Regions from separate parts of the Homo sapiens genome. Here region 2 is linked to region 1. A link is a contact called in ENCODE Hi-C data. All regions are on one chromosome and are shown on one strand. The core of a region is the stretch at or near the end of the contact, and the rest is flanking DNA. Distances in the headings are between cores, read along the strand shown.

Region 1 (6,813 bases), core at 1,262-3,761:
ATGCGTATGGTTGGTGGCTGTCGGAACGAAAGTGATTTTTCAGGACAATGTCAGGCTGCAGAATCAAGGGCCCTGAGGAGAGAAATGGCAGGCAAATGCTGGGGTCGCATTTGCTTTGGTGTTCCTTGCAGGTCAAAAAGACAGCAAGCTCTTGCCTTTCACTTTGCAAAATCTGAACAACGTTTTGGAAACCTGGTCCCCACTGCTCTTACAGAAGGGAAAGGGACCCCTCACCAGGAAGAGCCAGTTTCCCAACCCCAGAAGCCGGGGACCCTCAGCCCTCCCAGCAGCCTTCGCCGCCACGTTTGTCCCCACAGGCCGCACACACGGCCATGCTCACCTCCTCCTGCGGAGGCTGCCCAGGCCCCTCACAGCCCGCAGGATCTGGGTCACACCTGAGCCAGCTCTGGGGACACTTCGAGGCTCTGCATTTCTTACATGTTTCTTTTCAATCCTGACCTTCTCTTAGATCACCCCAAAGGGACACCCCGAGCCCTGACCATTTACACAGATAGTCTTTTAACACTTGGAATGGAAGCATTTGAGCAAAGAACACCAGAAACAGAACACCAGCCAGTCTCCTGCCAGATGGATGACATTATTTTCCACTCATTTAACAGAGAAAAATAATTGAACGAGGAACCGGGGTACATGTGTTGCTCTGAGTGTGGCGTGCGCAGTTGGGAAACCTCAGAACGGTGTGGCCCGACCGTGGCCATGCTGAGGGTTTTGTGGTCTGGAGGTTCCTGGAGATTTTCAGGATCTCACATTCAGAATCCCACATTTTCAGAAACACCACAGAAGAAGCTATTTATTTGGCTTTGTTGTTTTCTTAAAAATTAAGGAAATGATTTGGAGAGACTAGGCCTCCGGGTTCTTGCTTTTCTTTTCCCCACAGAATTTAGACATTATTCAAACATTTATTCTGTATCATCTTTTTAGTTTGTTTTTCAAAAAAGACATTTATCTTGTGATAATGGCTAGTTGCAGAAGCTCAGTGAGATTCTCAGGTTTTCTTAATTGCAATTTCGTCTCATGCGCTTGAAATGCCAAGCACTAATGGTGTTTGAAGTGGGGCTGGCGTCTGATTCACCTTCAGAGTTATCTTGAGCTTTCAGCCACAAGAATTTTAAACCTGACAGTGGTAAAGAAATGCCCTTCTTTCCTGATTGCTCCGTGTGCGTGGTATTCTGTAACCGAGGTCATTAAAGGTAGACGTCACAGTGGCAAGAGCCCGACAGGCCTGTCTCCTGGTGTGCCACCTCCATACTTTGGGACTTACCTGTTACAGTTTCTTGGCCTTGATTTCCTCATCTGAAAAACAGGAGAATAAGCTCTGTTAAGCAGGATCAGTACAAGGATTAGATTCACTTATTAACATTCTCCTACATTTGAAATTCTAAATGAGCACAAAAGAGTTTCGCGACTGTCATACCTTTGAATGGGAACTAATAAAACTAAAAATCCCATGTTGCCAAGTTTATAATGCTGATTCATTTTATGCATCACTTTGCCTGAAGTTTCAGCATAAAATGTGCTCTCGATTATCTAAGAAAAATAATGCATAGAGAACTTTTTATGACCAAATACTCGTCTATACCACTCAACACTTTTGAATGGCTTTCCCAATTACCTTCCCGGAATATACAGGGACCATAAATTAGTTCTACAGAATATCTAAAATAACTACAATTTAGGGGGTATGTGTGTAGCAAAACATCATGGAATGCACTCTAAAGAGAAATACATGTGAATTCAGATTGCATGTTCTTCAGGAGGGACTTATTCAGATGCGGCCCTTCCTTAGTGCAATTAACTGTGAACTGCCACAGTGAGATCAGAAGGTCGTGCCCAGCAAAGGTGAAACACAGTGATAAAAGCAGTCCCTCCATCAGCGAGGACAGGCTCAAGGTCAGCCAGTTGCCATTGAGATGCTAGACTGTGGCATGCAGATGGGAGCCTGGAACTGGTCGCTGGAAACCACACCAACAAATTTGGAATTCCGTGCACTGATATCTACCCCACATGAGCAGAAACTGAGTTTGGCCGTGGACCGACTGAACCCTGCGCCAGTTCCCATGTGTCAGGACTCGCTGGTGTGCAGAGTATTTGCTGCGGCTTTGATCTCATTGTTTTAGTTTACTGGCTCTCCTGATTTGGCATTAAATGCGTTAGAACCTAATCAGTTCCAAGATGGCTTTCACGATGCGGTTCCTTTTCCTAACTATTTCCAAATCAATTCACTTAGGGACATTATAGGTTAAGAGTAGTTGTTGTTCTCATATGAATCTTGAGTCAGTTTTTCTTTTGTAAATAACTTCATTCTTTTTCATTGACCTCCTCAATATTTATTTCTAAATATTTTTAATTTTTTAAAATACTTAAGATTTCATTTGAAATAGAATTAAATGAAAGTTAAGGAAGCCTTATCATGAATCCAGTTCTGCAATGTCATTCTATTAATAGCTGCAGTCTAAATACCAGTCCCAGCCATCACAGCATGTCCATCGGGTAAATCCTCACTACGTGTGGCGCATGTTGTCCTCCCCAGCCCTGTACTAGTCCAGGAGGGAGTTATTCTGCTCCCTGCTTTACCTATGAGGAAATGAAGACCGGGAGTGGGGACAGGGGGAGCTGGTGCCAGGGCAGGGACAGAGCTTGTGCCCCCCACCTTGACCACAGCACCACTCAGTCCTCTTCTGTTTTTTTTTTCTTTTTCTTTTTTATTTTATTTTATTTTGAGGTGGAGTTTCACTCTTGTTGCCCAGGCTGGAGTGCAGTGGTGCCATCTCGGCTCACCGCAACCTCCGCCTCCCAGGTTCAAGTGATTCTCCTGCCTCAGCCTCCCGAGTAGCTGGGATTACAGGCATGCACCACCACACTTGGCTAATTTTGTATTTTTAGTAGAGACTGGGTTGGTCAGTTTATAATGACCACGTTAGTCAGTCTGGTCTCGAACTCCTGACCTCAGATGATCTGCCCACTTCGGCCTCCCAGAGTGCTGGGATTACAGGCATGAGCCACCACGCCCGGCCTCAGTCCTCTTCCAGTTACCCACTACCCTACCCAGAAGTCACGGCCAATCCCCACCCTGTGCCAACTCCAAATTCACTTAATTATCATACGCACATGTGCGCATGCACGCGCGCGCGCGCACACACACACACACACACACACACACACACACACACACACACACAGCAATCACTGAGTGACCATCTTAATGGGGATTGGGTTACATTCATAACCTATTTTGTAGGAGAGAATTTTCCAAGGGACCAAAAACGTTGACCAGACCCAAATCTAAAAAGTATTGCTGCCCCTGCGCCTGTGAAAATGCAAGGGACTGAGCCAATGGGAAGAAGGTGGGGAGAAGGGGCTGAGCGCCCCGCAGCCTGCCCCCACCCCTGGACCTGCGGCTGCCTCCACTTACTCCTGGGAACCTGGGCAAACCACTTCACTTCTCCAAGCCTCCATTGCCTCAACTTTCAGTAAGGATGCTAATCATAGCACCTGCCTCACAGTTGAGTTACTAAGATTAGATGAAATAATGCATTTAGGCACAGTTCAGCTCCTGGCACTAGAAAATATTCAACGGTGTTAGCACTGTCGCTATTACTGTGTCATGACTCAATGGGAGAGCACTTAAGCTAGTGCCTTCCACACAATGGTCACTTAAAAATGTCCTTAGTTAAATGAAATCGGATGCGCATGAGTTCAGCGTGAGGTCCGGGTCAGGGAGAGGAAGGGGCATTGGCGGGTAGGGTTGCGTCGGTGGGGCCTCCTCTCTGCCTCTGACTGGCCTCTTTGCCCCTCTGCTTTCCTGGTCAAAGGTTCGTAAGCAAACGGTTTCTCCCACTCCTCGGAACATGGACTTCCTTTCTGGAAGGCACTGGCCTGGCCATTTACCTCAAATGCCGGTGTTCCTGGCTTCAGTGCCCGGCTGCCCAGCGGCCTCTCCCTGAGTCTGGGTTCTCAGGTTTCTGCTCCGCCTCTAGATGACCCCTCTGCCCGCCAGAGCTGGCCTGCGGGTCACCCTGCAAGATGACCCTCTGCCTGCCCGAGCTGGCCTGCGGGTCACCCTGCAAGATGTCCCCTCTGCCCGCCAGAGCTGGCCTGCGGGTCACCCTGCAAGATGACCCCTCTGCCCGCCAGAGCTGGCCTGCGGGTCACCCTGCAAGATGACCCTCTGCCCGCCAGAGCTGGCCTGCGGGTCACCCTGCAAGATGACCCCTCTGCCCGCCAGAGCTGGCCTGCGGGTCACCCTGCAAGATGACCCTCTGCCTGCCCGAGCTGGCCTGCGGGTCACCCTGCAAGATGACCCCTCTGCCCGCCCGAGCTGGCCTGCGGGGCATCTGCAGCCCACGGGGCCAGAGACCCGGATGCAACTATGGGCCCGCCCCGTTTCCTCAGGCAGCTAGATTTCTCTTCATATTCCTTTTCCAACAAACGTCTCTTGAACATCGACTGAGTTGATAGACACCACGGAGCCTAATTCTTGTAAATGAGATATTTTCACAGTAACTTCAGAACGTGGTATTTGTCAAGGGCCTCTAGAGAAGCACCAACATTGCTAGCGCTTAAAAGAAAGACAAATGTCTTCCGACTCTGGTGATTCAGAGATCAAGGCACCTTCACAGATTTTCATAAGCAGAGCTGGGGAAGGAACTCCAGCAGGAAGAAATGACTCAAGGCCAGATGAGGAGGTGGGGAGGCCCTGACTCTTGTCTGGGGGTAACAATCGTGGTTTAACTGGATCCTGATGTTGCTGTGAGGGAGGATTAGAAGACAATTGGCCTGAAGCCCATCACGTAGGGCTTAATGCCAGGCCAGGGGAGCTGAAATTTATTCAACAGATAATGGTACATTTCTGAAGGTTTTCCCCAGTGGAGAAATGCAACACGAGCTGAGCTAACGAAGGTTTAAGTAGGCAGTGGAAAAGGGTGAATTTAAAGGGATAGAGAGAAGGCAGGAGAGGGCGGTGGGGAGGTTATTCCAACAGGAAGGTAAATTTGGAGACAGACCATAAGGGACAACGTGCGGTGGTGGCAACAGAAACAGAAAGGAAGACCGACCTCGACAGTCGAGGGGCTGGGGGATAGGATGGGCTTAAGCCAGCTCCTCCTGCACTTTCACAAGTGGCAAGACCCAACTCTTTTGGTAGCGTAATCCAGTGTCTTACCATTTTTCATGGAACCACATTTGCACTAAAATGAAGCATAAGAAATTCAGAATGGAGGAGGAATTGTTATGGGAAACTATCACTGGGCCCATGGCTTTTTGTTTTGTATTTTTGAGATGGAGTCTTGCTCTGTCACCCAGGCTGGAGTGCAATGGCACGATCTCGGCTCACTGCAACCTCCACCTCTGGGTTCAAGCAATTCTCCTGCCTCGGCCTCCTGAGTAGCTGGGATTACAGGCATCTGCCACCACGCCCAGCTAATTTATGTATTATTTATTTATTTATTTATTTATTTATTAGTAGAGATAGGGTTTCACCATGTTAACAGGCTGGTCTCAAACTCCTGACCTCAGGTGATCCACCCTCCTTGGCCTCCCAGAGTGCTGGGATTACAGGTGTGAGCCACCATGCCCAGTCCCCAATGGTTGTTTTAAATGGCACACAATTTGAAAACATCTAAATTTCCTGACCATTTGGCTAACCTTAATACTCTTTAATAATATTAAGTAATCTAAACCAGATTAGTTCAAAGTTCTGTTTCTTTCGATTTCTTTAAAAAGATTTTCCTCCATTCCTTGTGCGTTGCTATTACAGAAGACGATTGTTACCTTCTGATCAATGAGCAGGCGATCTCACAAACTTGCAAGGATTTTTTTCAAAGATAGAAATAGATACAGATTGATCCCGAATGTAAAAATCAAGCATAGTGCTAATATTTAGACATTTTCCCAGTGTATCCAGGGATTATTTGAGTCACCAGAAAAGATTTTTCGTGACTTTTCTTTATTCTTAACATGAAAAGTTTAGCAGCAAGTCAAGTTTCTGGAAAATCCTATGAACCATCTTGTTCTTTGGAGAGCTTAACGACACCTAGGTCATCAACAACAATCAACAATGAACTATTGATTTCAGCTGTAATGATCGAATAGCAGTGCCTTAAATCCTTCCTGGCAGGGATGGCAGCATTGCATGCACATGTATATGTGCACGTGCCAGAGTAAGCCAGTGTGTGGGCACCAAAGTTACCTCTGTGGTTTGGAACATCCAGAGGCCCAAAGCCAGCCCTTAGCTCCGTGCAGGTAAAAAGGGTAAGAAAGTGCAACAGTTAAAGCAATACAACGGAGTGAAGCCTCCTGTGCTTATTTCTAAGTAATCAAAGCAGCTGTATAACCACAAGGCAGCTGTCCCAGGCCGACTGCTGACCGTGTAGCTGACAGTTACATCATGAACTAAGGGAATGTGATTTTTAGAAATTTCACTTATTACCTACCTACCCATAGTTCATGAGATGAAAAAGTTTTGTAACTAAAATATGTAACTTCCACATAAAGAATCGGGGAATTAAGAGGACATATAACAACAAGATAAACATACATAATGAAGGTCCACGTTACCATTAGAGAAAGTGAACATAAATACTGAAATATTAAAGTAAGGTATACAGGGAATATAGGTTTACAGTGTTGTGATTTTTAAGTAGAATTTTTAATCATTTTTGGAAACTAAACAAAAATCCAGAAGAAAGCATATGTTTTTCTCATCATAAATATAAAAAAAAACTGTGAAAAGAAAATGGCAATACTAACCACATTTTGATACATTCTCATAAAGTCTAGTAACAATAACTTCTA
Region 2 (6,813 bases), core at 1,650-4,149, 670 kb after region 1:
GCTCACTCCCTAGCTTTCTCCTGTTTCCTTGGGATTGCGAGCTATTCTTAGTCAGTGTTTAATAAATGCTTCCTGAATGAATAAAAATGTCATTCCAACAGAAGCTCCAGTCACACGCCCTGGAGATTTAGCACTACAATCTGAAGAACATGTTCAAAACCCATTTTTCTGTAAAATAACAGACCTTACCAATCGCTCTTGTAATAATCCTTATGGAGGAGGAGAATCTTATCAGCTTCCCTTAATTCCACAGAGGTAATCCCTGCAGCCCCAGCTTCATCGTGGCAATTATATCAGTTCTTTGTTGTTCTGTTTTAGATTTGTTTCCTGAATTCTCAGTGAATGCCAGGGATTGATTGAACTGGGTCATTTGTATTTAATCCAGATTCTTTGTCTCTGCAAGGATTGGAGCCTTGGCCCCGGGACATGCTCCTGGGTGCGCTGCGTTTCTCCCAGCCCTGAATCAGGACACTCTGAGCTGCCTTTCCCTGGCTGGCATGGAGGAGCAGGAAGAATCCTGACGCTGGAGTCAGGAAGGCTGGGTTCCAACCCGGCTCCTCTCCGCTCCTGGGCTGAGAGGGTCATAGCACCTTGTGGGGCCACCTGGGGTGTGCTGGGTGCACGGCGGGCCCCTCAGCCATGCCCGTTCCTCGTCCTCCCTCTCTTCTACGTTCCACTCCTTACACACTTGTGTGTAATTTAGCTCTTATTGACAGAATAAAGTAAGGAGGGCTTTATTCTCACGTGCCCAGGAGCTCCATGAGCTTATGCAGTGCAGAAATGAACCACTAAACCACGGTACTTTTTCAGAAAGCAACTTTCTCCTTTTCCTTGATTTTTGGAGACTAAATATGGCAAATGCCTTCTGGTGCCCCTTCCGTGGTGCTCATTAATTAGCCCTGAGGCATTTTCTGTTGGTGATCCCTGTCATCTCCTTTCCCACTCCGTGCAGGCTTTGTCTGAAGACCAGGAGGGAGAAGAAACTTTTGGTGTCTCCAACGTGTGCAGGGCTGGGAGCTGCTGTGGCCTCATTCTTGGGGGTGGTGGGGTGTGAGGAGGATACATAAGCTTCTGGGGCACCTGGCACCAGCCAGTAACCTGGGACTCTCTCACCCTCCGTTTTCAGCTTTGGGGGCTACAAAACCTGCCCAAAGGATGTGCCGTGAGTGCTGCTCTATCATTTCACTGTCACTGGGGATGAAAAGGTGGGAGAAATGATGCAAGGAGTTCTCACTGCCATTCTTTTATTTGCTCTGACATTAAAAAAAAAAAAAAAGGTAGAGCTTGTATTTCTTACATGCCCAACTGTTGTTTTTAAAACTTAGAAATTTGGAAAAGCTTCTGTGACACCTGCATTTTTTTTTTTTTTTTAAGTTGGAGTTTCCCTCTTGTTGCCCAGGCTGGAGTGCAGTGGCACGATCTTGGCTCACTGCAAACTCTGCCTCCCTCGTTCAAGCGATTCTCCTGCCTCAGCCTCCGAAGTATCTGGGATTAAAGGCACGTGCCACCACACCCAGCTAATTTTTGTATTTTTAGTAGAGACGGGGTTTCACTATGTTGGTCAGGCTGGTCTGGAACTCCTAACCTTGTGATCCACCCGTCTTGGCCTCCCAGAGTGCTGGGATTACAGGCATGAGCCACTGCGCCCAGCCTGACAGCTGCATTTTTAAACTGTGCTGGAGACAGTGCACCTCTGTGATGGGGCTGGCAGGGGCTGGGGTTTGCCCAGGCTCAGGGCTGGGGTGCCACCTCCCTTGTCCTGGCGACTGCCCTTCAGGGAATGACTTTCATTGTCCTCATTCTGGAAATGAGGAAATGGAGGCTTAGGAACTATGTCAGTCTTCAATTGCTGTATAACCACCTTCCCAAAATTCAGTGGCTTCAAACAACCACTGTTGATTTTGCCCTAGAGGCTGTGGTCCCCTGGGCGGCACTCTGGGGTGAGGCTGGGCTGATTCAGGCTTCAGGGTCAGGCCAGAATGGCTCCTGCGGGGGTGTAGAGCTCGGTGGATGACAGGGCCACTGGGCCTTTTCCTGCTTCCTCCAGCCTGGTGGCCTTGGCTCCTCCAAATATGGTGAGAGGGTTACCAGGGGAGCACATGGCGGTGAGCAGGTACTCCCCAGATCTCAGCCATGTCACTCCTCATCATCCCAGTGGCCAAAGTGATCCTCTAGCCAACACCAGAGGCAGTGGGAAGGGGAGGTAGTCAGGGAGGTGAAGAAAGGGAGGCAGGGCGGGTGGCCTACAACAGGGAGGTTGAGTAACTTGACTGAAGTAACCCAGCCCAGGTGAGGAGGAACTGGGATTCGAACCCACATGCTTCCTTTGACCACTGAGGCCTGATCACTCAAGTCCTAGGTGGGCAGAGCTCAATACCCGGGGGTTGGACTTGGACAGCTTGGGTTAGACTTTCTGTTGCCAGACTCAGTTCCTTCTCTTCTTGCTCTTAGAGGTGGGTGTTAGGAGCTAGCTGCCTGGTGTGAAGCGCCAATCCTTGAGTGGAAGATGCAGAAAGGTGCAGGGTGTTGCTTCGCTGTAGCTCACCTTGGCCAAATCAGCTTCTAGAGCCCCCGTGCCACTTGTTGGATTGACTATTTAAGTGAGATCCCCGCATCCCCATAAACTCCCTTATAGTCCCCCATCCTGAAGATGGGACTTTGTAGCCCAAATGCAAAGTCAAAGTTTCTAAGTGCCCTGCCCGGCTTTCCTCTTAAGTTGTCCGGATATGCACCACGAGCTAACAACCTCACCGGATTGATTCTGGTGTGGAGAATAGGTTTCTTTAAAGAGGAGCTCTGCGGTGGTGGCTCTGGAGTGCCTGCAATTCCTGCACCTGGTGCCTCTGCCCTTGAAGGGCAGTGTGAAAGCTGGGAGGGCGGGCGTTTCAGCCTCCTTTCTGAAGGATGCAGTTGGGCATCTGATAGGTTACCTTAATTACACCATTTCCTCCTCCCTGTACACACTTCCAAAATCTAATTATAGTACATGTGACACCCTGTGACCAGCCAGAAGCCAGAGATTAATATAAAGTCACAGCAGGACAGTTTGCTCCCTGAAACGGTTTACATGACATTGCAAATATAGTCCTCAAGGATTTGATGCTGATACTTGGATACGTTCATCATCACGTTAGCATGTGAAGCAGGCGGGCTCTATGGGATCCGATTCAGCGCCCGTGGGAGGAACGGCTGGGGTTTATTCCCATTGGCCCATGCCGCTGTCCTTCTGGAATTTGACATTGGTGTCCTTGGAGTTTGGCATCTATTCTGAGGGGCCTTAGCCCTTTAACAATATGTCCCAATTAATTCTGTATTAATTGGGGGGGGGGGGCGCCTGTGGGTCCGTCTATGGGGGGCGCTTGGCCACTCTCCTGGGTGTGCTATCTCTGCCCAGATAAAGGATATTGTGTGCAGGCATTTGAGTTGGGAGCACTTGTTTATCTCTGTTCCTGCAGCTTTATTTAGCCTGGAGCTCCATACCGGGCCCTCACAGCCACACACCTACCAGAAGCACTTGCCCCAGAGTGGGACTCTGAGGGGAGAGGTGGCTGGGGAACGGCTGACTCGGGGCTGCAGAGTTATTTTCCTCCTCAAATCTGGGGCCTTGTTGTACATGTGAGGATTTTTGAAGACCAGCCTCTAAACCTATTACAAATTCTTCAGTGACTAAAATGTCAGCATGTGAACCGTCTTCCCACCCAGCTCGGGCTCTGTCTCTTCATTCAGGGGTGGCTTTAGTTTACCGGGAGATAAGTGGGGGAGCGATGTGAGAGGAATTCAGGAGAGAGGACAATTCCAGCTAAAAACAAACCTCAAGTGACAGTTGTGTAAACGCGCTCGCAAAGTAACATTCAACAGAACAAGCAGGGCGAGCGTCACAGGCCTCTTGTTGGAGAGAGACACAAACCTGGATTCCAAGTGCAAGGGTTTGACTTGGAAGAATGGCAAGGGCTCCCTCAATGTTTAAGAAACTCTAGGAAGCCTCCGCAAAGCCAAGATGCTCTTCAGTGTAAGCCTCTCTCGTCAGGCCCCCCTCCCCCAGAGGCGGATTCTCAGGCTCAGAGCTCTTGAGATCCGTGGCTGACCTCCTGACCATCGTTAATAATGACCGTTGCATGTTTCTAAATTGCTAAGGGAGTACATTTCACGTGTCCCACCATGGACAATAAGAGGGGTGGTGGATATGTTAATAAGTTTGATTTAATCACTCGACATTGTATACTAGACCAAAACATCACATTGAACCCTGTGAATACGTGTAATTATTATTTGTCAATTAAAATAATAATTTTCCAAAGCTGCTCCTGCAGGTGGATGTTTAGTGTGCTTTGAAGGCCAGTTCGGTGGAGCCTGGTTGTGAACCACGCAGGGGCACCCAGCTGGGAGCCAATGAGAAGTTGCTGAAGGGTTTCAGAGCTGCCTGCACAGCAGATGGAGCACAGACAGGGATGGACTAAGCCACCTGTGGGCGCCGGGGCTGTCACTGAGCTCCCCTGGGTGCCACAGTCTTCCTCACGTGCTGGGGACGCTCTTTCCTGCTGGGCTTGGCTGCAGGGACCTCGAGTCTCCCCGTGGGTGAAGCCCCATCTCACCAGGGCAGGGGTTAGGAGACTCTCTCCCAGGAAGCCCACGCCTTCCTCGTACCAATGAAGCACTGCAGGTGCCCCCAGCACAGACCTGCCTCGTCTCATGGATACCCTACCTCGGACATCTGGACAGGCTGTGTGATCTGGGGAGGGACAAGCAGGTCAATTAAAATAAGTTTCAGGGATGTCCTCACAGCCCCCTCAACCGGGATTGTTCTTTTGCAGTAAGAGCATCTGGGGCCTAGATACCAGTGTGGCCCCTCCCCACCACCCCAGCTTTATTAGGGGATCAGGAGGCAAGAAAGGCACACAGGGTCTTGGTTGGTCTCTTAAGTGTAGAAGAATATCACTGCTTATTTTGCAGAAAATCATTCTCCAGAATTAGTCCAAAAGAGTTCACTACAGTTTGTAGCAGGTCATGTCAATGAATGCTATAATAATAGTGACGAGAAAAGAGAGTAACCAGGGTGCCCTCCTGCCCTGGGTTGAGATTTGGGAGTCAGCAGCATCGCGATGGTAGAACATTTATTCCTGGTGACAGCGTCAGAACCAGAAAGAAAACAGCTTGATTTCCAGGTTCCAGGTTGAGCCCGCCAGGCTGGCAGGAAACTCTATTGCTTTCTCAACGAAGGAAATTTGATTCCTAAGTCACTGAGAGAGAGAAAATCAACTCCTTTTATGTCACTTTTATTATATGGTACTCTAATAATTCTGACATCTGTTTCTCTCATTTCTAGATTTTAAGACTTTACTTCGATCTGGGGCCATTAAATATTTGGGACCTTTCTAAGAAACCTTTTTAAAATTAACGAAGCTGTGCATGTGTGTTCTCCACATTGTATTGTATGACCTTAAGACTTGACGTTGCTGGAGGGGAAGGGTTTGTGTTTTGTGAAAACTACAACAGCCATGAGGTTTAATGTTTTTCTTGATCCAAATTGAGGCTTCTCTTCAGAAGTCTCTATATGATCTCAGAAAACTTTTTGCGACTGACCTCAAGGCATCCAAATTATTTTCAATGGAAAGGGCATCCAAGATTTAAAAATACGCTCTAGGCCTGGAAGGACCCTGGAGCCCAGATTGGAAGGGTGGGGTGGTTGAGTGCTGCTGCTGGAAGCTCTCGTAAAAGGGGTGAATGAAGTAAACATCATTAGAATTGCTGGGTGCCAGAGGCGCCTGTGTGACATGTCTGGATGGCTTCACCGAGACACACAACTGATTAGATATTCAAAGTCAGGTGCTAAGAAACCAAGGTCATGCCATACTGCATTTCTCTCAAACAACTGGGCCCAGATAAGTTAAGCAGTGGGTGATACCCCCAGACAGATAAGGTGGCAATTTTTAACAATCTTAAAATATTGTTACAGCAAGGAAGGTCGTGATAAGATCAAAGCATTTGGAATTATGTTAACGGGTGCTGGGATTTCTTTTGCCCTCCCCTCTCCCTGAGCCTCCCCCTTCCTGCCACGTCTGCTTACAAGCACACACATACAAACACCACACACACGGGGCATGGCGTGTTCCAGAACCTGCTGGGATACCGCTAGGCTTTGGAATATGAATGCAGGAAGTGCTCGTGATTTTTTTTTTTTTCCTGTGCTCACAGCAGGTTGATTTATGGCCTGGATTACTGGAAACAGTAATTCTTTGCTCTTTATGATGTTTTGGTGGGGGATGCAGTAGCCTGCAGTCAGAACACCATGATTTCAACTAGGTTTTTACAAAAAGGTCTCTGCAGAAAGGGTGGCTGTGAATTGGTCAGCTTCTGGAACAGAGCAGTTAATAAGACACTAGCACATTAATCATGTGACGGCTATTGGGCTTCGCAGGGACAGGCACTAGCTTTTAAAAACAGCAATTTAGGTGACTACTGTGTTGAAAGAGGTTGGCTGAACACACTGTTTTTAACCCACAGTTAACAGTTGAATTGTGTGGGTGGTTTTTACGTACACTTTTTCGTGTATCTGGAATTTTTAATAACCCTAATACAATAATCTCTTCTATTACCTTTTATCCTATGTCAATTTCCAGAGCTACAAATGTAATGAGGAGTAAGCCAGTTATCTGCTAATTCTGGAGAAACTGTCAAGAATTATTCTGAAATTATCTGGACAATGCATAAACTCTTCCACTTTACCGGGTGGCCCTGGTAACTCCATAACAAGTATTTTGGGGTGGGGGCAGCCACAAAACCAAAGCCACCACTCACTAATGAAATAAATGACTC

What was found. A loop is a pair of places that touch in the nucleus more often than their neighbours do. Pooled maps may share reads with other maps.
Region 2: a loop to region 1 is called in a pooled map of heart left ventricle, with 2.8 times the contacts of the local background. The contact joins two enhancer-like sites. A Hi-C loop is called at or near these places in 1 of 168 maps with a recorded cell type or tissue (gastrocnemius medialis), 1 of 37 single-sample maps with no recorded cell type and 5 of 50 pooled maps.

The regions. Positions count from the first base shown.
Region 1 is chr6:163,287,125-163,293,937 of GRCh38, forward strand. All of the region lies in intron 4 of PACRG (parkin coregulated), which reads left to right. Among named protein-coding and RNA genes, the nearest start is that of PACRG-AS1, 34 kb to the right of the region's middle. RefSeq lists enhancers at 3,749-4,255, 4,256-4,761. Within about 2 kb of position 2,512, at least 5 of the 41 ENCODE cell types and tissues checked have a DNase peak (open chromatin) inside an H3K27ac peak, as active enhancers do; they include gastrocnemius medialis, where a contact is called at or near this core.
Region 2 is chr6:163,959,877-163,966,689 of GRCh38, forward strand. The region is part of intron 4 of LOC105378102 (a long non-coding RNA gene); the gene reads left to right. Among named protein-coding and RNA genes, the nearest start is that of QKI, 550 kb to the left of the region's middle. RefSeq lists enhancers at 325-1,096, 1,434-5,481. Within about 2 kb of position 2,900, at least 5 of the 41 ENCODE cell types and tissues checked have a DNase peak (open chromatin) inside an H3K27ac peak, as active enhancers do; they include gastrocnemius medialis, where a contact is called at or near this core.